Regions from separate parts of the Homo sapiens genome. Here region 1 is linked to region 2. The links are chromatin loops, found by intact Hi-C in ENCODE. Cell type or tissue: mammary epithelial cell. All regions are shown on one strand. Each heading gives the region's core, and the rest is flanking DNA. Links, peaks and the distances in the headings are about the cores only. Region 1 overlaps MOB3B (MOB kinase activator 3B). Region 2 overlaps MOB3B (MOB kinase activator 3B).

What was found. Peaks named below come from ENCODE experiments on the same cell type or tissue, not always from the same donor. Only the 100,000 strongest peaks of a DNase experiment are listed, where the experiment ranks them.
Region 1: a loop joins it to region 2, with 2.7 times the contacts of the local background. A loop is called at or near these places in 6 of 110 quality-filtered maps.

Annotation. Positions count from the first base shown.
Region 1 is chr9:27,494,199-27,506,740 of GRCh38, forward strand. All of the region lies in intron 1 of MOB3B (MOB kinase activator 3B), which reads right to left. Among named protein-coding and RNA genes, the nearest start is that of IFNK, 24 kb to the right of the region's middle. RefSeq lists an enhancer at 491-1,196. In mammary epithelial cell, for the core only: no CTCF peak of the experiment used is centred there; DNase peaks (open chromatin) are centred at 5,473 and 6,893; H3K27ac peaks cover 4,673 bases.
Region 2 is chr9:27,421,126-27,433,667 of GRCh38, forward strand. All of the region lies in intron 2 of MOB3B (MOB kinase activator 3B), which reads right to left. Among named protein-coding and RNA genes, the nearest start is that of IFNK, 97 kb to the right of the region's middle. In mammary epithelial cell, for the core only: no CTCF peak of the experiment used is centred there; DNase peaks (open chromatin) are centred at 5,726 and 6,276; H3K27ac peaks cover 4,247 bases.

The DNA.
Region 1 (12,542 bases), core at 2,218-10,217, 73 kb after region 2:
TATCAATGACAATGGTGCCCGAAACTTCATTAGCAATTTTAATTTCACCCTGGTCCTGTGGTCCTATGATCTCGCCCTGCCTCCACTTGCCTTGTGATATTCTATTGCCTTGTAAAGTACTTGATGTCTGTGACCCACACCTATTTGCACACTCCCTCCCCTTTTGAAAATCCCTAATAAAAACTTGCTGGTTTTTGCGGCTTGTGGGGCATCATGGACCCTACCGACATGTGATGTCTCCCTTGGATGCCCAGCTTTAAAATTTCTCTCTTTTGTACTCTGTCCCTTTATTTCTCAAGCTGGCCGATGCTTAAGGAAAATAGAAAAGAACCTACGTGAATATCAGGGCAGATTCCCCAATACTGGAGTGCAGTGGCGCGATCTTGGCTCACTGCAACCTCCGCCCTCTGGGTTTAAGTGATTCTTCTGCCTCAGCCTCCTGAGTAGCTGGGACTACAGGCACGCACCACCAAACCTGGCTAATTTTTGCATTTTTAATAGAGACGGGGTTTCACCATTTTGGCCAGGCTGGTCTCGAACTCCTGATCTTGTGATCTACCCACCTTGGCCTCCCTAAGTGCTGGGATTACAGGCGTGAGCCACCATGCCCTGCCAAGAACATACATTTGTAACAGTGCCACCCCTCCCCCTATTCCACATAAGAGTTGTGGTCATGTGACAAATTTTGGATCCTGAAGATCTTGTTAAAATGCAAATTATGATTCAACAGGTCTGGTTCAGGTGATGCATGTGTAGTGAACTGCTGGTGATGCTGATGCTGCTAGTCTGTGGGCCACAATCAGAGTGGCAAGGTTCTTGGGAAAAACTGCTATATATTAAAATAAAATGGGCCAGGCAAGGTGGCTCACAGTGTAATTCCAGCACTTTAGGAGGCTGAGGTGGGAGGATCACTTGAGCCCAGGAGTTCAAGACCAGCCTGGGCAACCTGGTGAGACCTTGTCTCTACAAGTGATTTTTAAAAATCAGCTGGGCACAGTGGCATACACCTACAGTCTCAGCTATTCAGCAGGCTGAGGCAGAAGGATCACTTGAGCCCTGGAAGTCAAGGCTGCAGTAAGCCATGATTGTACCACCACACTCCAGCCTGGTGACAGAGTGAGACCCTGTCTCCAAAATAAATAAATAAATAGATAAATAAATAAATAAATTAATTAATTAAATGAATGGAGCTGAGGGAGTCAGGAGGGACCGTGAGGCAGGGTTAGCTACTCCATCCCTGTTCCTGCATGCCTGAGGGACATTTCCACCATAGCTCGTGCCACACTGTATTAGTTTTCCCATGCCTGTTCCACTAGGCTGGGAGCTCCTTGAAGACAAGGAACCCATCCTGATGGCCCCAAGGGACTGCTGAATTCAATTCAGACACTCAATTCAGGCTATGTGTAAACAAATGAAGAAAGTAATGAATCCATGAATGTATGAAATTCATGTAATGAATGAAATTAAGGGAAATGACTGTTGGTTAGTGTATTAAAGTCTAAATGGGTTCAAACTTCCTGTTTCCGAATTACTGGACTAACTTCATATATTACCAGTATTGAGAGTATTAAGTGCTTTATTGTTTGATATCCAGGCAAGAGAACTATCAGGAAAGATTAATCCTGGACATTCACTTTAGAAAGATAAAGTTTCAAGAGTTCCCTTTACTGTAACACACAAAAGAAAGACCCAGAACTCCCTTTTCTCAAGGGACATCTCCTATCCTGGAGGAACAGTAAGTACAGTTCCCAGCATATCACTAGGACAACATCATTTACAAAACAATCATGCTGGCAGCATACTGTTATAATTAGCATAGATTCTCTTCTAAGGCACATAGAAGCGTTATCTCTCTATGCTAATCACTTTAAAGGTTCTGTAAGCAATATCACTAAAAACGAGCAAAAAAACTCTCATTACTTGTATGACAAAATACAGCAAGTATTCCAACTGAGTTGTCACATCAGTGTCCATTTTTACAATTAACTCATGCTGTGTTTACATGCTTAATCCTACTGCAGGAACAAGTGGAGATTAAGTTTGCCAAGTAAACCACTATAGCAAAGTCTGGTTTTATTGCCAGGAGATAGAAACCTGTTAAACTCAGAAGGACCACTGAAAGTGTTAAGTTTCAATGGACAGCAATAGGAAGCACTTGCCCAAACGTGATCTATTTACATAGCATGCATTCTTCTGATCAGACTCTCAGGTTATTCGATTGGTCAGTTCAGGGCCTGCCTTCCTATGGCTCTTTTGTTGCAAAGTGGGACGTCACATGTAAGGACAGTATAATGTCAACTTCTAAACTTCTCCAGGTACATGTAAAAGTTTAGTTCTACAGCCTAAATATTAAAAAATATGGATGTGGTTAACCGTGGTTCATCTCAATAGAATAATAGGACTCCAATAAATATGAGGCATTCCATTTAAAATAGGGAAACTGTAATTAGGTGTGTTTTAAAATTTAGCTCTGGTTTAATCAAGTCAGCCTAAGCAGTCCAACATATTAGTCTTTGTCAGTAAAGGAATCCATCCACTCTAAACTCTCCCTGGGCTTCTGAAGAACTTTAAAATTGTTCATTAATTAATGCTTTCAGCACTCCTACAGCCTCATTATGCTGTTGTTATTAAGCATTTTATTTTCTTGGTCCCAAGGGTTCCCAAAGCAAATACATGTTCCCCAGCAGACATTTATGTTTTCCTCCAGAAGAGTTGGTTTTCCATTCTTGATCTAAAACAAATGTTAATTAAAACGATGGTTAATATGGCCCACACTTTTCCCAAACATTTTCAAAGTTGGCAGCATTCCATTCTCCTCTTCCTATATTCCAAGAAACTCCAGCAAGTGATTAGTCTTCTTCATAGAGTAAAAATATCTAGACAAAAGCAGTCAAAGAATATTCTGAGTAGCTTCCCAGAAAGATATTCTTAGAAAAGCTCCCTGTTTGGGGCTCTTATACATCAGAGAGCTTCAATTCCTACAAACTTTGTGGAGGTTACTTTAAAGGCCAACTACCTTTTGACTCACAAATCACTTCTGGGAAATTTTCCTAAGGAAAAAGCATAGATTTCCACAAAGCTTGGATGTGAAAGCTTGTGAATGTCTTTATCACAACATTGTTTAATATTTAAATTCAGAAAAACCTAACTTCCCAAAAATCATGGAGTATCCATACTATAGAATTCTATATAGACATATGAAAAGCTTTAATAAAATATTTAAGGATATTAAAATATTTATGATTTAGTATTATACAAATATAAGAAGACAATGAGAATAATTTCTAGAATTATCACAATTTCCTAAAAAATATATATACATATTTGACTGTAAAGAAATAAACTCAGAACTTACTAATAATTATGTCTAGTTTCAGGTGATTTTAATTTCTTTTCTGTACTTTCCTAAATTTTTGTAGTTTTATATGTTCTAAATTAAATATATATTACTTTGTAATTAAAATATAAAATGTTTTACTTATTCCTTTCTCTTAGCAATGTGAATATAGTCTTCCTACATGGGGAATTAATCACTAGATTAGTAGGAAATTAATGAAATTAACAATGGATGAACAAAAAGTTAACTTACCACATACATTTGGCTTTAACTTCTTGTATGTAAATAAATTCCTCCCAGTAGATTCTCTACCAACTACCTCCAGTTTCTATTAGCTGATCCTTGTTTAGAAGCAGTCCACTGATTTTTAGTAAATCAAAATGAAACTCCAAGAAAGACAAGAAGATGAAATGTGAAAAGGAAGCTGGCCTTGGTGCTATGCACAGTGATGGAAACCATGAATATGAATAGATGGAGCATTCGGATAGCAGGATAATAGAAGAGGGAAATGCATTCATTTGACAGCTGCCAACTCCCCCTCCCTGCACTGTCACTTCCCGGCTGCCCACCCCCTTCTCCAGGCCTTGATTCCCAGCCCACAGAAACGCCGTGGTGCGTGTAGCCTCTATGGTGTTCTCACACTCCAAAAGCGCAGAAAATAAAAGGCCACTATGTTGAAAGCTTGTGCCTCATAGAGTAACAACAGTGCTAAAAGTGCTTAAAAATACGTTACTACTTTTCATATCAATCACAGCGTTTTCCAAGCTACTCCCCAACCTACTGTGAGGTACAAGGGTGAGCATTGTTTAATTGGCTTTGGGAGTCGTATGAGCTGTGCGAGACCTTTAATTAGAGGAGCTGGTGGAATAAGCGTGTGATGTGTGTGTTAGGGAGGGGTGGGCTGGTTCTGCCATGGTCTTTGTAATCCCTTTGCAAATGCACCTTTGGACAAACTTAAAAGAAAGTAGAGGAAAGTTAGAAGAACTTGCTTCTTACTAAAAGAAGTTCAAGGTAGCAGTACCCTAGGTTTTGTTCATGTGCCTAATCTCTGAATTCAAATACCACTTAATAATGATGCTTAAACTGTTTATTCTCAATGTCAGAATGTTCTCATCTAGGTCAACAGAGAAAACCCTGATTTGTAGTACTGGGGTCTCATCCCAGAGACTGTTGGTGCTGAGGCACATGCACCATTGAAAGGGGAAAGTTATTCAGTACTAGCAGCAGTTGCTATGTAGAGATAAAGACCTGACATTGCTGGATCTTATGATTCTTTAAGCGTAATTGGAAATCTATTTTTTAGGTGAAATCTGTATTTTTATAGGTTGATAACTTAAAAGAAAAATCAACACTTTCTATGAGCAAACAAAACATCTCTGTGGGCCAAAATAGGCCTGTGGACCTCTGATTCAGGAAGAAGAGGATCTTAACACAAGATTTTTTAAGCACATTTTAAAGTGCACCAAATTTATCTGTATATGCATAAATTATTATCCAATAAATTCAGTAGAAAAGAACCATGAATTTAAATTCTAAACCACCTGACCAATTTATCTGAATCAGCTCCTAAAATCATTTTGGGTCTATTTTCCTCCTTTAATTAAAATAAGAATAATCTACTAAAGTTTTACAATTTAAATATTGACAATTATATTTATTTTTGCATCTCAGAGCCACTGCTGATGTATTTCTTTTATGTATGAAGAGACTGAGGAACAAGGAAAAATCACAGAAAAGCCAGAGGATGAAGCTGGAATGCAAGAGTCCTGTCTCTTTATGATTCAACAATCAAATAAAAACCTTCTCTAAAAAATGACCAAGAAAGCAAGCTTATTAGGTTCATGAACAGAGTCATCACGTAAACAAATTACTTCTATAATAGTCCCAGTAAAATGATCTCAGGTTCTTATTTAAAACTCATGGAAAGGAAATATGTCAGGTTAAGACATCTTTATCTGTTTTTAACAACTGGAATATTAATCATATCTAATTCAATGTATATTTCAAAATGAGTAACTCACATATTCACAGCACTGTCCAAATTAATGAACAGGTCCCATTACCTAGGACTCATACTTTAACATTTACTAATTCGCTTTCCACACTGCCATTTCTCGTTAGAATGGCAACTTCTAGTTTGTGAAGGAAATGAGTCATTCCATGCAACTATCCCACCTTCTGAAGGACAAGTCACAGCAGGAAATGAATGGCTTTTGGTTTTTTTTTCTGCACTAGTACAGAAAAACAATGTATCTAATACTGAAGGATCTGAACTTTGGGACAATCACTTTTTCTAGATATTGTTTGCAACTTTCAGAACATTCTTATAAATTAATGTAAATTAGAATTATAATTTTGCCATTGTGTTATGTTGAAATGAAATCTACAGCTATCACTAAATGTTTATGAATTTTCCATCTACAATCAACCTTTCAATTAGTCTTATACAAAGTCGGTCTCAAGTTAGATTTCTGGTTTTTACATCTAACTTAAATGCATCTTGTGGTTAAATGCTGTGGAAGGTTTGACTAGACCTCAGAACTATCAATAACTTATAAATAATGGTTAAAAATCACCATTAAAGTGTGTATAGCAGAAACCTAGAACTGAAATTCACTTGAATTGAGTCTGGTTCACCTTATTTAGTTTCTTCCTTATTTAGTTTCAAATTCCCTGTGCTGGGTTGGGGGGTGGGGAGAACCCTGTGACTTATAGATATATAAAGTGTCTTGTGAGAAATGCAAAATTCCTTCGTAAAACTACCTTATCATGCTGTCCAAATTATAGAAAGCACAAACAAGTGTCCTCACTTAGACAAAAGGCTACAGTAACCAAAACAGCATAGTACTGATACCAAAACAGAGATATAGACCAATGGAACAGAACAGACGCCTCAGAAATAACACCACAAATCTACAACCATCTGATCTTTGACAAACCTGACAAAAACAAGAAATGGGGAAAGGATTACCTATTTAATAAATGGTACTGGGAAAACTCGCTAGCCGTATGTAGAAAGCTGAAACTGGATCCCTTCCTTACACCTTATACAAAAATTAATTCAAGATGGATTAAAGACTTAAACATTAGACCTAAAACCATAAAAACCCTAGAAGAAAACCTAGGCAATACCATTCGGGACATAGGCATGGGCAAGGACTTCATGACTAAAACACCAAAAGCAATGGCAACAAAAACCAAAACTGTCAAATGGGATCTAATTAAACTAAAGAGCTTCTGCACAGCAAAAGAAACTACCATCAGAGTGAACAGGCAACCTACAGAATGGGAGAAAATTTTTGCAATCTACCCATCTGACAAAGGGTTAATATTCAGAATCTACAAAGAACTTAAACAAATTTACAAGAAAAAAACAAACAACCCCATCAAAAAGTGGGCAAAGGATATGAACAGACACTTCTCAAAAGAAGACATTTATGCGACCAACAAACATATGAAAAAAAAACCTCATCATCACTGGTCATTAGAGAACTGCAAATCAAAACCACAATGAGATACCATCTCACACTAGTTAGAATGACGAACATTAAAAAGTCAGGAAACAACAGATGCTGGAGAGGATGTGGAGAAATAGGAATGCTATTACACTGTTGGTGGGAGTTTAAACTAGTTCAACAATTGTGGAAGACAGTGTGGTGATTCCTCAAGGATCTAGAGCTAGAAATACCATTTTACCCAGCGATCCCATTACTGGGTGTATACCCAAAGGATAATAAATCATGCTACTATAAAGACACATGCACACGTATGTTTATTGCGGCACTATTCACAATAACAAAGACTTGGAACCAACTCAAATGCCCATCAATGATAGACTGGATTAAGAAAATGTGGCACATACATACCATGGAATACTATGCAGCCAAAAAAAGGATGAGTTCATGTCCTTTGCAGGGACATGGAGGAAGCTGGCAACCATCATTCTGAGCAAACTACCACAAGGACAGAAAGCCAAACACTGCATGTTCTCACTCATAGATGGGAACTGAACAATGAAAACACTTGGACACAGGGAGAGGAACATCACACACCAGGGCCTGTCATGGGGTGGGGGGTGGGGGGAAGGATAGCATTGGGATAAATAACTAATGTAAATGATGGGTTGATGGGTGAGGCAAGTGAATCACTTGAACCCAGGAGGTGTAGGTTGCAGTGAGCCAAGATCGCCCCACTGCACCGTAGTCTGGGCGACAGAGTGAGACTCTGTCTCAAAAAAAAAAAAAAAAGTGCTATTTGTGAGATAGGGATCTACATGAGCAATTTAATGTACTTCCAGCAAGGGAAAGTAGGGAATCGAAACTGTTAGGGTAGACTTTTGTTTACTTGACAAAAAAAAGAGAAGTTATTAGGCAAAAGGAATTTTAAATATTACAGTTCAAGTTTTACCTGTGTAGTCCTTGATGCTCTTTCAGGAAAAAAACACTCACTCTCAACAAAAAGGGCAAAGACTAGAATCTGACCCTGTTTGTCCTTCCCTTTTTTTGCCATCAATTTGCCTCTCTTATTTCTTCCATATATACACGATCCTTCTCCCTACAAATGTGACAGATCTCCAGTTTCTAGTCATGATTTGCTAAGCATAGTGCTGCATGCTCTACTTACATACTTCACTGCCTGTTTTCAGATCAAAAGAGACAATGAGCGAATTCTCCATTTCAAAACCACAGCAATCTTTATATCCTCAGGTCCAGCACTTTAGGACCTGGAGTCATTGATCTAGGTCTCCCACACAATATCAAACCAAATAATACTTAATACTAATTCCAAATACCTCTTCCCTATTCATATACTTATTTTAGGATTTAATTTATCTTTCACTCTTTCTGTGAAGTCTAGGGACTGGACAGCTACCTCTTCAACTTGTCATCCTGTACTTAGCATTTTACCTCTGAATAACTCACAAACTACAGTATACCCCAAACCAGATTAAAGGTATGCATTGGATATAGTGTTTAAGCACAAAAACACCCATCAGCCAACTGAGGACTGTTGTGTGAAGACTAATGTCCTGAGATGGCCAAGTACACATCAGGTGTCCCTTTCCTCCCCAGGAACACGGCCAGGGCAGCCATCAGCTAAGGAGACAGAAGCTTTTCTGGCTTCAGAATCTTTCTTAACACAGCCTCTCCAGGCAGCCACTACTGAAGGGTCAGACTTGGTCCTCCAGATGAAAAGCTTTTGTCATGTGGCCTCCAAGCCCTCAATCCACCAGGATGCCCAAACTAAATTCTTACAGATGGGAGTATCTTCAGTCTTTCTAAAGAGAATGTCACAGGAAAGTAGGCAGGAATCTCTTTTTATCCAGGTTTTAGCCTAAGTGTTAAGATCAGCAATTCTAAAACATGGTGTCAGCCCTTTGTGACAAAGTCCTCTATTATCCTGTTCATCTCCCTGCTGAATTCTTAGCAACCTCTCTCAGAGATCTGCAGACCCTTTTTCTTGGGGGAAAGAGGTAGTTTCCCAAAGCTGTAAGTGTTAGTTCAGAGAATGAGAGATGCTGACTTCATTGTTTCCCAATTCAGTGAAGCAGGAGCCGGACTTCAGGCATCTAATTCTCCTCAAATAAAGAGCTAGGGGTGACTAGACTGGAGGAAGAACATGACACACGTGTGAGGTCTAAGAACCAGAAGAAAAAAGGAGGGAAAGGGAAGGACTGGGAGTTGAAAAAATTTCAATTTGCCTTTACATGGTACCTATATTTCACTAGAGGAAAAATTGACCACGAATGTCAAATGTAGTAACTTTTCATTTCAAGTTCTTGTCCTCTCCATCTGCTCCAATTCAGAGCCCAAATGCCCGAAAAGGGCAAGATAAGATAAAGTAACGAGACCATCAACTTCTCGCAAATTAATAAGTTACCATAAATGAAAATCAAAGTGGAGGCGGATCCAGCCCCAACTGGCTGCTGTTCTTTGGGAAGGAGAGGTGGCCACTGTCCTAGAAGGCGGCCCTGCCTTCTCCGTCAGCAGCAGCCTCAGTCAGCTCTCCTGCGCTCCTGTCTCTTCTTCCTGCATACTCTGCCCCAGATTCTGACTTGAACCTTGCTAAAATACTGATTAGCCCTCTGTAAAGTTTGGCTGTCCAGTGGCACCAGAATCATAGAATAATCAGGGTAGTGGACCCTGTAATGTGCCATCAGATTCCTTTAGGACTAGGGCATTTATTCTCCCAGTTGGGAGTGTTAGAGGCTGGCAGCTTTCAGCTGAGGGCCTCTCAAAGAAGCATGCTTAGTTAGAGAGAGCCACCGCCCTGGAGGGAGTTTGCCCTCTTGGGATTGGGCAACCCACAGCCAATGACTGGCTGATGGAGAAACATAAAGGCCTTGCCCCCTTGCCTTAACTCGGGACCACTCTTCAGGCTGTCCCGGCTCCAGAGCCCCCTGTGCATCACAGCCATCTTCTCCCTCTGTTCCGTTCTCCTGCTTTCATTCCCCTGCCAGTCCTTGTGGCCATAAGCAGTCCCTAATGAACCTCCTACTTGCAAATCACAGGGTCTCAGAGTGAGATTCCTGGATAACTGAACTGTGACCATCAGACACAAAGTACAAATAGTGCTTCATCATCTTTTGCTCAACTTTAAATTCATACATTATTTACTGACATCCCTAATGCTTGCATCAGCCACATTTATACGTTGGTATTCAGCAAACACAAGAGGACATGGCTAGGCTGCCTGTCCCCCAGTCCAGTGATAACAATGCTACTGCAGGATTTGCACCATGATTTTAAAAGATGCAGTCCTCATTTTGTGTGGTTCTGATATGCACCCATTTCAGTGAGCACAATTTAAATGACACCCATCCTACAACAACCCTGTTCAAATTTCAGTTACCACAAGATATTATAGTAGTAACTGAATGAAGTATGCTCTTCAGCCCACACTACAAAAATGACAGATGCATAGCACAACCAGTGGCCAATCACATCACTTCTTTCAAAGACTGTCAGTGACTGGCCTGGTCACTGCACATCTGAGCAGTAGAGTGATACTTGGCCCTGGGGCTTGGGGAGATAAAGGAAGGACAGCAAGAAAGCAGGGCACACTAGCCAGAGGGTGGTTATGGATGACCTCCTTGACTATCAGAGTCCTGAACAGGAGCAGGGCCTTAGAAGGGGTCTGGAAGCATGTCAATCCATCCACATTCAAGCACAGGAAAAGTGGGACCAATATCAAACCTCATTATTCATTTCCCACCCCTACTGTAACACATTACCACAAACTTAGTGGCTTCAAACATCATAAGGTGATTTTACAGTTTGGAGGTCAGGAGTCTAAAATGGGTGGCAAGGCTGTGTTACTGCTGGAGGTTCTCAGGGAGAATCCACTTCCTTGCCTTTTCTAGCTTCTGGAGGCTGCCTGCATTCCTTGACTTGTGGCCCCACATCACTCTGACCTCTGCTTCTGTCATTGCATCTCCTCAGACTCTCGCTTGCCTGCCTCCTTCTCATAAGGACCCTGTGGCTACACTTGGCCCACCCTGATAATCCAGAACAATCACCCATCTCAATATCTTTAGTGTAATCGCATACACAAAATTTCTTTTGGCATGTAAGATAACATATTCACAGGCTTTATGGATGAGAATGTGGACATCTTTGGGGAGCTATTATTTTACCTACCATACCGCATCATGTTTTTGCAAATGACTGGTGTTCTCCTGGACAATGTCCTGCATTCAGCTGCTAGAATGACAGGGCTGCCTGCAAACATCTGTGTCCGTACCTAGACCTCCCCGGGAAAGGGCAAGAGTGAAGGAATGACGGCCTGGTGTTCCTGCCCCAAATCAGCTTTTCCCAAAGGGCTGCTTAAGACTCTAGTCCCTAGATACATTCTACATTAAAACCTACCACTTTCCCGTGAATGTGGGAAGTACTGCATTCACACTCTCCTTCTTGGACACTCACAATTCATATTAGCATAACAAAGATCCTGAGATGTTCTGCAGTAAAGAAATCTCTTTGACTTGCTTAACTCTGAGTTTTCTAAATGTATTTTCACATAAAATAAATTTAGGAAGAAGTTGGGAATGCTGTACTAGCTTATATTCCAACTCTGGCCAATGCTGTGCAAACAGTTCTGCATGAAGTCCACAGACCTCTCAGGCCCTCTTGAAAGCTTAATGCATGAAGCTGTCTTACCAGAATTATATTAATTCTCCTGGAGTGGTTTCTTCTCTTGCACCAGCCCTTGGATGCACTTTGGCAAACCCTGAAACTGCCTATTGACTCACACGTGCAAAGTATATGAAGTGACACATTCTTCAGGTGTCTCAGCTCTGCCTGGAAACTCATTTCCCGTAGAGCCATTTTTTCCCCCTCTCTCTTCCTTCTCTTTGACTCTGGCTCTCAAAACTAAGGGGAAAAAAATGACCAGGAAATAACGTGTCACCAATTACACGCATGGGCTTTTACCTTTCTCTCTCTTAGCTGTCAAATCAAATGCCTGGGCAGATTGCCACATGGAAACTAAAACTCTTTTTCATTTAGCAAATGAGGTGCTGTTATCAAAACAGAGAAGCATTGCCTTATTGCTGGTGTGTTCCAGGCTGCAGCTCTGGATCGCTACTGCAGTGGGATGGTTGACTCACAAGTTTTTCTTGGGAACCACTGGAAGTCTTGGAGGAACCACAGAATCTCAAACAGAAGGAAACTTAGAGATCACTCATTTAAATTTTCTTCTGGAATCCTAGACTCTTTATTTAATATCCCCAATTAAGAGGCTTTTAATTCATGTTTAACATATTTTACAACCATCATCTATCTTTCAACTACTACTCACTTGAACAAAACTTCCATCCTAGAGAACCAGGTAATTTGCCAAGCCCATACCAGGCTATGTACCTCTTGCCTGTGTCTGAAATGTCTCCTCTCATCTACCCCCATTTTTCATCATCACAATAGCCAATATTTATTGTATATGTTCATATTCTGTATGGTAGGCACTGTGCCAGACCCTTTAATTATGTCAACTTATTTAATCTTTTTTTTTTTTTTGAGACGGAGTCTCACTCTGTCACCCAGGCTGGAGTGCAGTGGCTTGATCTCAGCTCACTGCAACTTCCGCCTCCTGGATTTAAGCAATTCTCTGCCTCAGCCTCCCAAGTAGCTGGGATTACAGGCACCCGCCACCACGCCCGGCTAATTTTTTGTAATTTTAGTAGAGACGGGGTTTCACCGTGTTAGCC
Region 2 (12,542 bases), core at 2,122-10,121:
TGTTGCCCAGGCTGGAGTGCAATGGTGCAAACTCAGCTCACTGAAACCTCCGCCTCCCGGGTTCAAGCGACTCTCCTGTCTCAGCCGCCCAAGTAGCTGGGATTACAGGCACATGCCACCACGCCCGGCTAATTTTTGTATTTTTAGTGGAGATGGGGGTTTCATCATATTGGTCAGGCTGGTCTCAAACTCCTGACCTCAGGTGATCTGCCTGCCTCGGCCTCCCAAATTGCTGGGATTACAGGCGTGAGCCAACATGCCCGGCCACTCTCACCTCCATTTTATAGGCAAAGAATTGAGGCACACAGCCCTAGAGTGAGTTAAGTGAGAGTAGCATAAAGTGCAGGTCTTTTTGCTCACCTTGGGTGCTCCTTTCAAACCACGCAGTTCTCTACAAAGCAGCCAGAGTAGTTCTTTTAAAACACCAGGCCGGGGGGCGGGGGTTACTTCACATTTCTGCTGAAAATCCTCAACTGGTTTCTCGTCATCCTCAGAATAAAGTCCCAAAACCTTACTGTGGCCTCACATAATTTGTCTACCTCCAACTTCCTCCATTTCCACACTCCAGCTGCACTGGCCTCCTTGCTAGTCCTCACACATTCCAAATGTGGTTCCACCCCAGAACCTTGGTATTCACTCTTCCCTCAGCTTGGAATGTGCTTTCTCCAGATGTCGGAGGGTTTGCTTCTTATGTCATTCAGGTGTGGCTCCAGTAGCTTTCTTTTCTGCCCCTACTGTATAAAATAGCACCCATCACTCTCTAGCTGCTTTTCTTCATAGCACTTATCACCACCTGACATCTATATCTGATTATGGCCTGCCTCTCCTCCCCACTCTCAATGCAGATATAAGTTCAATGAGAGTGAGGATTTAGTCTTTATTGTTCTCTGCTGTGTCCTCAGTAAGTGTCAAAACAGTGCCTGGAACCCAGTAGGGGCTCCATTAATATTTGCTGAGTGAATGAATGAATAAATACATGAATACGTGAATGAATGCTACCTCTTTTCAGGGCAATAAGTTACAAATGGAAAATAGTGAGGATCAAATATTCAATTCATTCAACTTGCAAATCTGGGGCTGATCTTGCCTTTCAAATAGGTGGCTGGCTGAGCAATTTACATTTCAGCTTTCATTTCCCACTATTTCCTCAGTTCATTCATTTAATCTTCCCTGCAATAAAATAAATCAACAACCCACCATTAAATGCATAGTTCAGTCCAACTTCAACGCTTTATTTTTAGAGGAGACTTTTACAATAGAGGCATTTGGTAAATGTGAAATATGACCAACACCTATCTTGGTTCCACCTCTCTAATTCTGTTGATATAGTCTGACCTAGGTTTCTAGACACCCTATGGAAGTTAAAGTTATTAATGGAATGCAACCAAGATGCCATATTTAATCAAGATAGCTGAAGACAGATTTTATCTTTGTTTTCATGCATTGGCAATATGTAGTTTTATGTGTTGCCAACAATTTGAGGGGAGTGATGCACTTCTTAAGCTTTTTGTATGACACTTTTCATGAGATCAGTCTCTGATGAATATTAATGACTTTCAAAAAAATTGTATCTGGAAGAGACAATCATAGGTCTTGTTGAAGCATGTATACCACAAATTGTACTTTGCTTGTAAATTCCAGTTACAGAAAAAATTTATCAGGAGACACTGTACTGTGATCTTTAAAATTATTAAATGTACACATAAACATTTAAAAGATGAATCTTGAAAATTAGTTTTCTATGTCCTGAATCTAGACAGAAAAAAGCTGGGAATATGTATCTGGTATATCTTGATAGGGTCTGGAAAAAAGTGTTGTTCAATAGTCAATCTGGAAAGAAGGTGAATATTAGACGAATTATCCCAATAATAATGAGCATGAAATCTGAAAATACTACAGAGCTGAGGCTTTACTTATGGGTCCACATGGAGAGCCAGAAAGAACGCTACATGGCAAGTCAGGATACTCATGCTGTTCAATAAAGCAAACATTTTTAGTGCCTATTATGTGTTAGGCACTGGCCTTGCCTGTGACTCGGGTTCAGTCATTTTACTACATTGGGCTTCAGTTTTCTCATCTGCAAATTGAGATAAATCTTGCCCTGCTGACTTTACATGACAGTTATGACAATCAAGGGTGATGAATGAACTGCTAAACATTAAAAGTCTTTTGGTAAATATTAATATTATTATTGCACATAAATATAACAGTTTTACCTGTTCTGTGAATATCTTTGGCCCCCATACATGACTTTTTTTGTAATGGCAATACTCTTTTTTTTTTTTTTTTAACTTACCTAAGATTTAAGTCACTTCTTGTTGCAAGCAAGCAACTGTTGGTATGATGGCTAAACTAAGCTACTCTCACCTTACTTATACCCTGATCCTTAAAGAAGGTATGGAGCATTTAGTGTGGAGCATTTAAAGAGGGAAAAAAAATCAATAAAGTTGGATTTATGGTTATCTGATTTCTGCTAATCTCTTTAGAAAGCCTAACACTTGGGTCATAACATTCTTCACATGTGTAATAACTGGTTTAGTATCTGTCTTCACTACAAGAGTAGAAGTTACAAGAATTGTCCACTCTTTCAAATACAATGCCTTCATATGGCAGGCAAAACACACAGAACATACATATTTGTTTAATAAATGAATAAACTGATTGAGACTTTATGTTCATCAGAGAAAGTATCAATTATTTAGCTAGATCTTATTATAAGACAGGTGCTAAGTGCTTTAACATATATTAACTCATTTAATCCTCTCAACAACTATACGAAGGAGGTGCTAATCTGCCCACTTTACAGGTGAAGAAATAAGGACACAGAAAAATTAAGTTACTTTCTCCAGGTTACATAGCTAGTAAGTGGTGGAATTAGGACATGAACCTAGACAGGCTGGCTTCAGAGTCTGTGCCCTTAGTCTCAAGGCAATACAGTGTAAATGTCTGTGCATGCTGACTACATACGCATCTTAAAGCTCTGGCTTCCTGACAGTTAATCATCACTCACATAGAGTTAGCCTCTTGACATCCCCTATGCTTAGGTATGAAGCTGTTAAGTAAGAGAAGAAAAATGGAAAAAGGACATTTACTGTTTCTGTGGCTTCTTAAAGACACTAAGACTACAGACAATGAACTTAGAAGAAAAATGATTAGGCTGATTTAGAGGTTCATCCCAAACATCCCAATAACCATGACCAAATGAAGCCATGTCCCAAGACGTGCTAGCCACGGACACAGAATAATGTGTATGAGGCTCAAACTGAAGGCCCAAAGAGATACACAGGAACAGGGCAGGTCCCCAGTGAGTCATTTCAGAGCAATTGCTTTTTGCTTTCCTTCTCCCATTTACTTCATTTCTCATCTGTTCTTATATGAATCAAACCCCAGAACTGCGAGGAAGATAAACTCTGAGTGATTCTTGCTATTGCCAAACCCAGTGAAAGAACCACCGGGGGCCAATCATAAACTGCATGGGGACCCATGACTACTCAGTCAACATGACTTCTGCCCAATCCAGTGGGTGCGCAGACTCTACAAAGGGCAAATGCTGATGGTGAGCTTAATGGGATAATGCAATTTGTACTGGCCACCGAGCAAAGAATATACCAGACTGGAAAGCCAATCTGCCAATCAACTCATACATAGTAAGTTCCTACCATTTGCCACAGATTAGAACACAAGAGTTATGTTGGTGCATCAGTAGTAGCCATCCATGTTCCATACTTGTGTCGTAAGAACCAAAACTCTAGAGAGAAACCTTCCAGAAACTGTCCTCAACCTTCCAGGTCTCTTCCAGCCTCTTCCCAAGACAGCTGCATTCTGCTCTAGGGTTCTGTGAAATATGCCTGTAATCTTAGAAGTAAATTTTTCTCCACCACCCATAATTTATTGCTTGCTTGCTTAAACTAAACTACCTCCAGTTAGTTTTTGTTACAGGAAAATCCTCATTCAAAGTAACTGGGGGCATCCAGGCGCGGTGGCTTGTGCTTGTAATCCCAGCACTTTGGGAGGCCGAGGCAGGTGGATCACCTGAGGTCAGGAGTTCAAGACCAGCCTGACCAACATGGAGAAACCCTGTGTCTACTAAAAATACAAAATTAGCCAGGCATGATGGAGCACGCCTGCAATCCCAGCTACTCGGGAGGCTGAGGCAGGAGAATCGCTTGAACCCAGGAGGCGGAGGTTGCGGTGAGCCGAGAGCGCGCCATTGCACTCCAGCCTGGGCAACAAGAGCAAAACTGTCTCAAAAAAAAAAAAAAAACAAAACAACAACAACAAAAAAACAAAGTCACTGGGGGCAGATCTGTTTCTAAAATTCAGGATTTCTCAGAATTCAGAATGGTGCTGTGATACATATAGTACCCATTACATAACACCCCCAGCAGAGCCTGGGGCAGCACCTTGGAATCAAGCACATTAATACCTTTTCAGGGAAACATGAATGTTCATATTAAGTTAGATAAATAAAGAATACAAATAGTTTCATGCAGATGAAAACACTCATGGTTTTCAGGCTTTTTCTAGACTTCAGAATAATGGATTGTAGTCCTATATTTATAACCCAAAGTCCAATGCAGTGGGCTTATGTCTAAAAGGGGTCAAGGGTTCAGTGTGTTCATTAGAAGGCATGAGGCTCTTTTGTCAGCCTTCTCTTCCTTTCCCTTTTCCTAGCATCCCCCTCCCCAAGGTATTTCCAAACAATGTATTTCAAGCTTACATTCTACCATCTTTTCATCAATCAAACCACAAAGGGCCTGAAATGAGGGACTGGAAAAGTCATAGGTAAGGAAGGAAGAGTGACGGCAAACTGACTTATCCATTAGACGTTAGACGAAATAGCCCTGATTCACCCAGCAGAAGGAGGAGGGTGCTCTGTTTCTTTATGGAAAAGCAGGAGGAGTTGAATATTTACACAGTGCTTACCACAGCTAAGCCTTTAAATATATGGTTTCATTTCATCCTCTCAGTAAATCTTAGGAGGTAAGTGCTACTGTTATCCCCCATTTTACCTATGAGGACACAGAGACTTAGTAAGCCAGGAAGTGGCAAAACTGGGATTCCAACCTATCCTGTGTTGATACCAGAGCCCACACTCTTAATTTGTTTAACTTGGTATAAATAAAGTCATGTACATTGAGTGTTACTCAAACCTAATTTTCTCAGTTACAAGCACCAAATAGGAAGGAAAGGGGTTATACGTTTTGTTTTGTTTTCATTTTTGCTTGGCATGAGCAGAACAGGAAGGTATAGTGTTGGGGTGCAGGGAGAGGTCTAGGGGACATACACTGTTTTTCAAGCCTGCATCAGTTGAGATATCATGTGTATTGGCAAAGCTTATGCACACAGAGGTCCAGGCAGGTGACCAAGCTACTGTGAAGTGAATCTTTTGTTTGGGCACACAATGCTACCCCTGCAGGGATTTCTGAAGCTCGCTCCAGAGCGTCATGGCCATTGCCTGTCAGAGCTCTACCTCATGCCTAGAAGCAGCTGCTGCTTCTTCAAAGGAGTCCAGGCTCAGCTGATATCTAATCTCAGAATAATACATGACACTGTCCCCCCCTGCCCGACTCAGAATCCAAGGGGAAAATAATGAGATCCTCTAGGTTCCCCCAAGACTCACTTCCCAGGCTTGCACTATTTCCTTTTCTGCAGCCTCCTACTGCCTAGACTTGGAGGACTGGTTTCAGTCAGAATAATCCCCGCCTCCCACCTCCACCCCCATGTGCTTAAAAGCAAGCTCTCAGAGTTCATGACAAGTACAGAGAGATGGAGGGTAATGGAATAGGCGGGATGCTTGATTTTTCTTGCAGAATCCCATGCTTGTGTGGGCAAGATGAATCTGCAAGCACACACTGGATTATTCTAGGTGCCAATTTAGGAAGAGAACATCCAAGTTTGCCATGAGCAAAGGCAGAGCAAGGGCTACATGCTCTCCTGAAAGCAGATCCCAGAATTCCAGGGCAGGGAGTGAAAAATGCCTCCAAGGCTTGACTTCCTGCCTACCTGCATCAGAGTTCAGGGCACCTTGATGCAGACCTAAAGCAGTGCTAGTTCCATTTTTTTTCCCACCCACCAGAAGGCCAGGGCTAAGCCTCCTTAGTACAACCCATAGACTTTATGTTCAACAAAAGGAGAAACTTCAGGAACTGATATAGCCCAAATGTGCAAGCATTCCCAAAGAGCATCTGGTTACCTCCAAGGGAAAAAGAAATGCAAGCAGGCATGAACCACGTCACCTGCCAGACAATTCCCATGTGGCTAACGTCAAACATTCTTTCAGAGTGACTGGTTTGAAGAGAGATGTCTGCAAGGACAAGGAAAAGCTTTTCATATGCAGCCACCTCTCTGCTCCAGTTACTCTAGTAGTGCCTTAATGTCAGCCCAGGTAGTCATGCCTCTGGGATAAGTAGGTACATAGAAGGCACTAATAAATCTCAGATTTTCTAACAAACTCGAGAGATGGATTTACTCCATTGTTTTTTTGTGGCTCATCTTCCCCTAGTTCAAATAAAAAAAAGGAATGTGCAGAACAATAAAGATTCTATTCATATTTTTTGCCTTGTCTTTGATCTAGTTGGAATCTGTGTTTCAATACTGAATGGGAAATGAATGCCTTTGGAATTTCAGTCTTCCTGTTCAAATTTATTTCCCATCATGCCCTTCAGGAGCCCTCACAGAGGTTTCCTTATCCTCTCTTCTGCCTCTTTGGTGAGGCCTTTGCTTCCCTCCCTCCTAGGTCAGGCTCTCCAGCAGTCCCTCCAACCAAGCCCACCTGGCCCTATCTTGCCTATTAAGTTGGTTTTTACACCTGTGGGCCTGGCTACCTAGCCTGAACCCAACCCAATACTTCTGGTTTCACTGAGCGGTGACCAACCTACTTCCATCCCCAGTTTGTTCCAGTTTAGTACCTCCTGGGTCACACTTTAGGCATAATCCCTTCTCTAACAGCAGCCACTGCAAGCTGAATGTTTGGTCTACATGTTTATTACAGGCTATCCATGCATTCAGCAGCTATTTACTGAGGGGCTGCTATGGACTAGGCATATCAAAACAACATGGTGATGAAAAAATAATGTCCTTGTGATCAAGGAGCTCATGATCTAGTATATCTGTGCTTCTCACACTGGAATGTGCACAGAGACCACCTAGGGAAATTGTTAAAATGCAGAATTTGTTTCAGCAATATGATCTCAGGCAGAGGCCAAAGTTCTGCATTTTTAACAATTTCCCAGGTAATGCTGATGCAAATCATGCCTGAAGTACAACGTAGTAAGAAAGCGGTTGGGGAGATAGGGTGTTCACAGGGGTACCTCTAACTTAGTCCCTGATATTACAGCTGAGACCCAAAGGATGAATAGGAGTTGTCTAGAAAGAGATGAGTTTGTTCTGTGTGGAGAAATAAGACGTGGTAGAGGCCAAAGGTAAAACAAAGTAAAAATGTTGAGTTTCCATTCATTGCGGTCCAAAGCCTAAACAGAAGGAAGTTATTTTAGGATAATTTATTGACATGACTTATTGCCAGGGAAGATGGCCACTCAACAAAGGTGATAGCTGCAGGGCATATCTAAAATGGCTGGATGGCAGGTGCCATGGCTCCCAGCTCTGCCAAAGATGCCTGTGCTCTAAGATTAGCACAAATGCTGCATGCTCAAGGGGACCATGTGGGCTGGAACAATGGTAACCCATGTAGATAAGGGACTGGGTGGGTTGCTTTGTATTTTGGCACTGAGTTAAGTCCTGGAAGCTTTACCAAAGTCTGAGGAAGGGTACAAAGCCTGAATAATGTCTAAGCTGGCTTTCCCACCACCTGGTGGAACAGGGACTATACTCAGATATGTTAAACTAAGGAAAATAAACATGACATTCTGATCACCCTCAAATTTTGGTTCTTGACTCATACATACTTTAGAAATTCAAAATGGTTCAATCTATATGTAACCCCCATAAGTCTTTAGGAGACACCCTGATTTTAGGTCAGTGCTACAAATGACATGACATAAAGGGAAAGGCCCAGAGTTAAACTTCTAGAGCTTCTCATAAATCGTAGGAACACCCTATTACACCCACTTCAACTAAGAGGTCTTGGTTGGCTTTACAACTCTCAATAATGCTCTAAGATGAACCACTTGGAAAGCCCAATGAAATATGGCCATCAAAACAAACCAGCCAGCTGCATAGCCCCACATGGAAAAGTGTGATATTTGGAAATATCTCCATCAGGGAGGTAGTATATGCAGAATGAGCAATAATAGTGTCTCACACAGACAACAGCTGAAATCTGATCTCAGAAGTCATAGAAAGGAAAAGAAAGGGGACAAAACCATCCTAAAAATATTCTAATCACACTCAGAGCAATTCAAAATGATAAATAGCTAAGAGAAAAATAGATTCTAAAACAATTAAACAGAGGAAACAAACAGAGAAACTAGAACTAAGACAATGGCTCATTGTCTTACTGTGTCTTAGTTCACTGTGTCAGTTAGTGGCAGGAGGAGGAAGCTGGGCTGGGCACTGGAGACTGAGAATCTGGGAAAAGGAGTACTCAGATGGATGCTGTGGCTGTTGCATAGACGGAGAGCTTGGGCCAGCCCACCAGTGGTGCTGGTGGAAGATTGCCTAGTTTCAAAGTTACCATTCAAGGTCACGAACTTGGAAGTTCCATAATACTGAGTTTCAAGGTTGCCCCTCAAAGGATAAGCACTATCACCAGGTAAAAGCACAGATGGTGTCTCTAATGGTTACTCTGAAACTAGGTATCAGAGAGGAGGAGCAAGGATGTGCTGAGGGTTAGAAGATCTAAGTTAGTGTCTGAGGCAGACAGATCAGTGCCTGCAGCTCAGGAGCGAATGCAACGAAGTTCTATGGAGGCCCTTTGCTCCAACAGAGTTCCCTGATGGTCTGCTGAGGGTGCCACTTGCCTTCTAAGGGCTTCCCAGAGCTGTTGCTTAAACATTTCACCCTGTCTGATCAATCTCTCTGGATTTAAGGTGACATCACTACTCCTTGACCTGGTACTTTCATTCTCCACATCCTCTGCCAGGCACACCTTTTTAGTACAATTAGGGAAGCTTAGAGGAACTGCTGAGGCCACAAGGGATTGGCAACCGAGCCCCAGGCTTTTCTTTCCTGTGCTGCAGGGATGGTGCTCTCCGGCAGCCTCTCATGGTCTTTGATTCATTTCTGACTCCCACAAAGAGGAAAGCAGGCCCCAAAGGCAATCATAAGTGGCAAGTGCTATGGAGCCATGGTTTTCAAATTGTGCTCCTCAAAGCTTTAGGGTTCTGCTTCCTGAGCAAAGGAAGCTACCTCATCTTGGAGGACCAGGCGGGGAGGGTAGGAGTGCGGACTCTGAGCCTTTCACCCACTACTGCAGCCAACGCAGAACCAATTTTACTTATTTCATTTAAGGTTCTAAGTCTTTTTTTTGTTTGAAAAATATAAAAAGGTTTGAAACCACTAAAATAGTGTGTCTGCATCAATAACATCACACCATATTTTTTATAGTTAACTGAAAAGTTAAAGCCAAGGTAAAAGAAGAATTCGTCCAGGCGGAATTCAAAGGAGATGAAAAATTCCTAAAACAGGTCATCGTGAAACACAAAAGCTCATTTGGCCACTCATCTGGATTCTTAGTGAGGATTTTATTGGTGGTTATTTTAAAGTATTTTCTGTGAAAGTAGGCGCAACAACTCCTGGTTCTTACCACCGTGACATTAACCTTCTAAACCCTCCCGTTCAGATCATTAACCCCATGGGATTCTGTTCCACAGTTTGTTAAGCTGCCATCCTGCCTGCTTGGGAAAAAAAAAAAAAAATCCCAGTCAAAGATCAGATTTCACCTGAGACTTTAAAGCCCCAAGAATTTGGCCAATGCTAATTTAGACATTTTTTAAAACAGGTTCCTCCACTTGTAAATGACTGCGATTTTGTGCAGAGTTAGAAAAAATGCCTTCTGTATTGGGAAAAATTCAATTATTTTAAAGATAAATTCTCATTTTAAAAATGATTTTCTACCCTTAAAACAGTATTCTTTATATTCTCAAAGGAGGAGAAGCTAGATCACCCTACAATTTAAAAATAAATAAACCTCATGAATTGTATCCAAAGAAACAAAAGTTAAACAAACATATTCCTCACTTAACTAGAGATGTAACATGTGGTTTTATTTTAGTTGTTAAAGCTAACTCCTGATCTCCTTCCAAACAGGCCTAGTGACTTAATTACCATATTTGAAAGGAGAGCCACGAAAAAAATGGAGACAGGGAAGGAGACAGATGAATCTTCTTGGATATTTCTTCACAAGATTCAGAGGGAGTCCAATCCCACAAAAAGGACAGCCTTAGGCATCTTCTAGAAAGACAAAGCCTTTCTTGGGAGGGAGAGCTTGACCTTAAGTGGCAGCAAGAATCAACTACTATGGAGATAACATGAGGACCAGTGATGTAAATATTCCTTGAGACCAAGGTACAACACTGATGACTGACAGCCACAGAACTCTGTGTCTCCACTCTATCTTCTTTCAGGTCCCCTTCCAGTCTGCTTTTAAAGTTGTGGAGTCAGGTGACTGGGGATGTGTGAAGCTGGGAACTTCTGGGATTCTGAAATGCAAAACACTGGAGGCAGTCCCAGAGAAGAAGAGAAAGAACATTCTTTTCCAAATGACACAAGCAGACTTAAGTAAATTTATTTGTTCAGAAAAGGTCAGTAAAGTCATGCTTTTCCCATTAAAAATTGTATACAACTGATCAACATGACGGATAAACACAACTCTGTGTAGCAAGAGACCCAAGGCATGTTACAAACTCCCCCAACACCTCTAGCATATGCTGGAATAAATGAATATTGGCCTGGGAAGAAAAGTAACTTTAGAAACAGTCCAACATCCATTAGGCAGTGTGCTTCACAGAAGCAAAAGACATCAGACGATCAACTACCATGTTCAGAAAAATAAACCAGAAACTTGCACTGCTAAATAAAAGTTTAATTAAAGGGAAGAAGGCTATCTATTATTAAAATGGTCACAGAAAAGAGTAGTAGATCCAAGGTTTCACTTCCAGTCATTTCCATAAAACCTATTTTGATCATTCAACCAGATAGAAGCTCCCTCTTCTTTTACAATTCTGTAAGATTTCTTTTTTTTTTCTCTATGTGCTGAATTTCTTTCCCTGTGTTGTAGAGGCAGTAATAATTCAATCACAGGGTTATTGCCATTTGAGATACTGGAATAATCTGCAAATGTAAAAGTTCTATTCAGTATTGTCATAGTAGTAAAGCTTTTATTTTTAGTAGTCTCTTTTCACTTTGAGATAGTAACCTCAAGGACAGGAAGTACTTTTTGCTTTTCTTTCTATGCCCTGCAATGCCTTATCTCATGCCCAGCACATGGTAGGTTTTCCGCAAGTCTCTTTTGAATGGAACTGCATCTCTGCCAGGTTTGCACACCGCTGATCCTTATCTTCCCTCAGAACAGGTACTGTCATTGACAATCCTTTTCCATAATAGAACGTTAGTATTTGAGAGGATCCTGGAAGTTGTCTAGTCTCATCCTTTCCTGCCCAAAAATAGTACTGGAAAAATGCAGAGATCCTGACTTTGAAATAATGGTGGGATTCCATTCTGGGCTATGCATTTTAATCAGTGTTAATGCATAACCAGGAAGTTCTTACTCCACCTGCTTAATTTCATACCCTCTTGAACAGAAAAATGGGGCATTAAAGGAATGCTCCAAGGATGACATGAAAAGAAGAGGAGAAAGGAAGCTGTTTTCCATCTTTGCTAAAAGCACAAAAATATTCCCCAATTACATGGAATTCTCTATTCATCTGAGAGACAGACTGATGTTAGAAAATAGATTCAGGAATACCCTTTTCTCTTGAGAATATTATCTTTTCTTTAAGAAAATCAACATCTTTATTTCAGGAACTATTTTTTTTTTTCTAAATGAGATTTGCTGATTTTCTTTTTGCAGCATGACTTTTTTTATTCAAATATGAAGATACATATTTGATATAAATTTAGTACCGGCTCAAAAAGAGATATTAAATTCAGGGCTTTGTAAACATTATCTCATTTATGTATGATAGTAATGATTTTTTATATATGTATGTTTTTATTATACTTTAATATAATAATTTTAAATCAGAAATTACTCCAGTCCCTATCTCCCCTTTTCTAGCTCTGAACACATTTTCCACCTATGTCTGCACCATGCTACAGCCATTAGCTTCACCCATCTTAAGCAGTAAGATGATTTTAAACTGAGAAGCAGCCATGAATTAAGCCACATAGAGGTGAAACTGCTGTCAGATGTTTAGTAGATTTGAGGGTGCAAACTTAATCATTTACTGTCACAGAAATCAGAAATGCAAAAAAATCTTTGAGATAAACCAACCTCATGCCTTCTACCTTAAAAAGAGAATTCTCTGCCTTCTTCATGGGGCCAAGGATATCAAATGAGCCTACAAAGCTCCATCTCCACCCTCCAGTTAATCAAATCTGAAAAAATTCCTGGAAGAGAAGCAGCGAAGGGAGGTTGCACT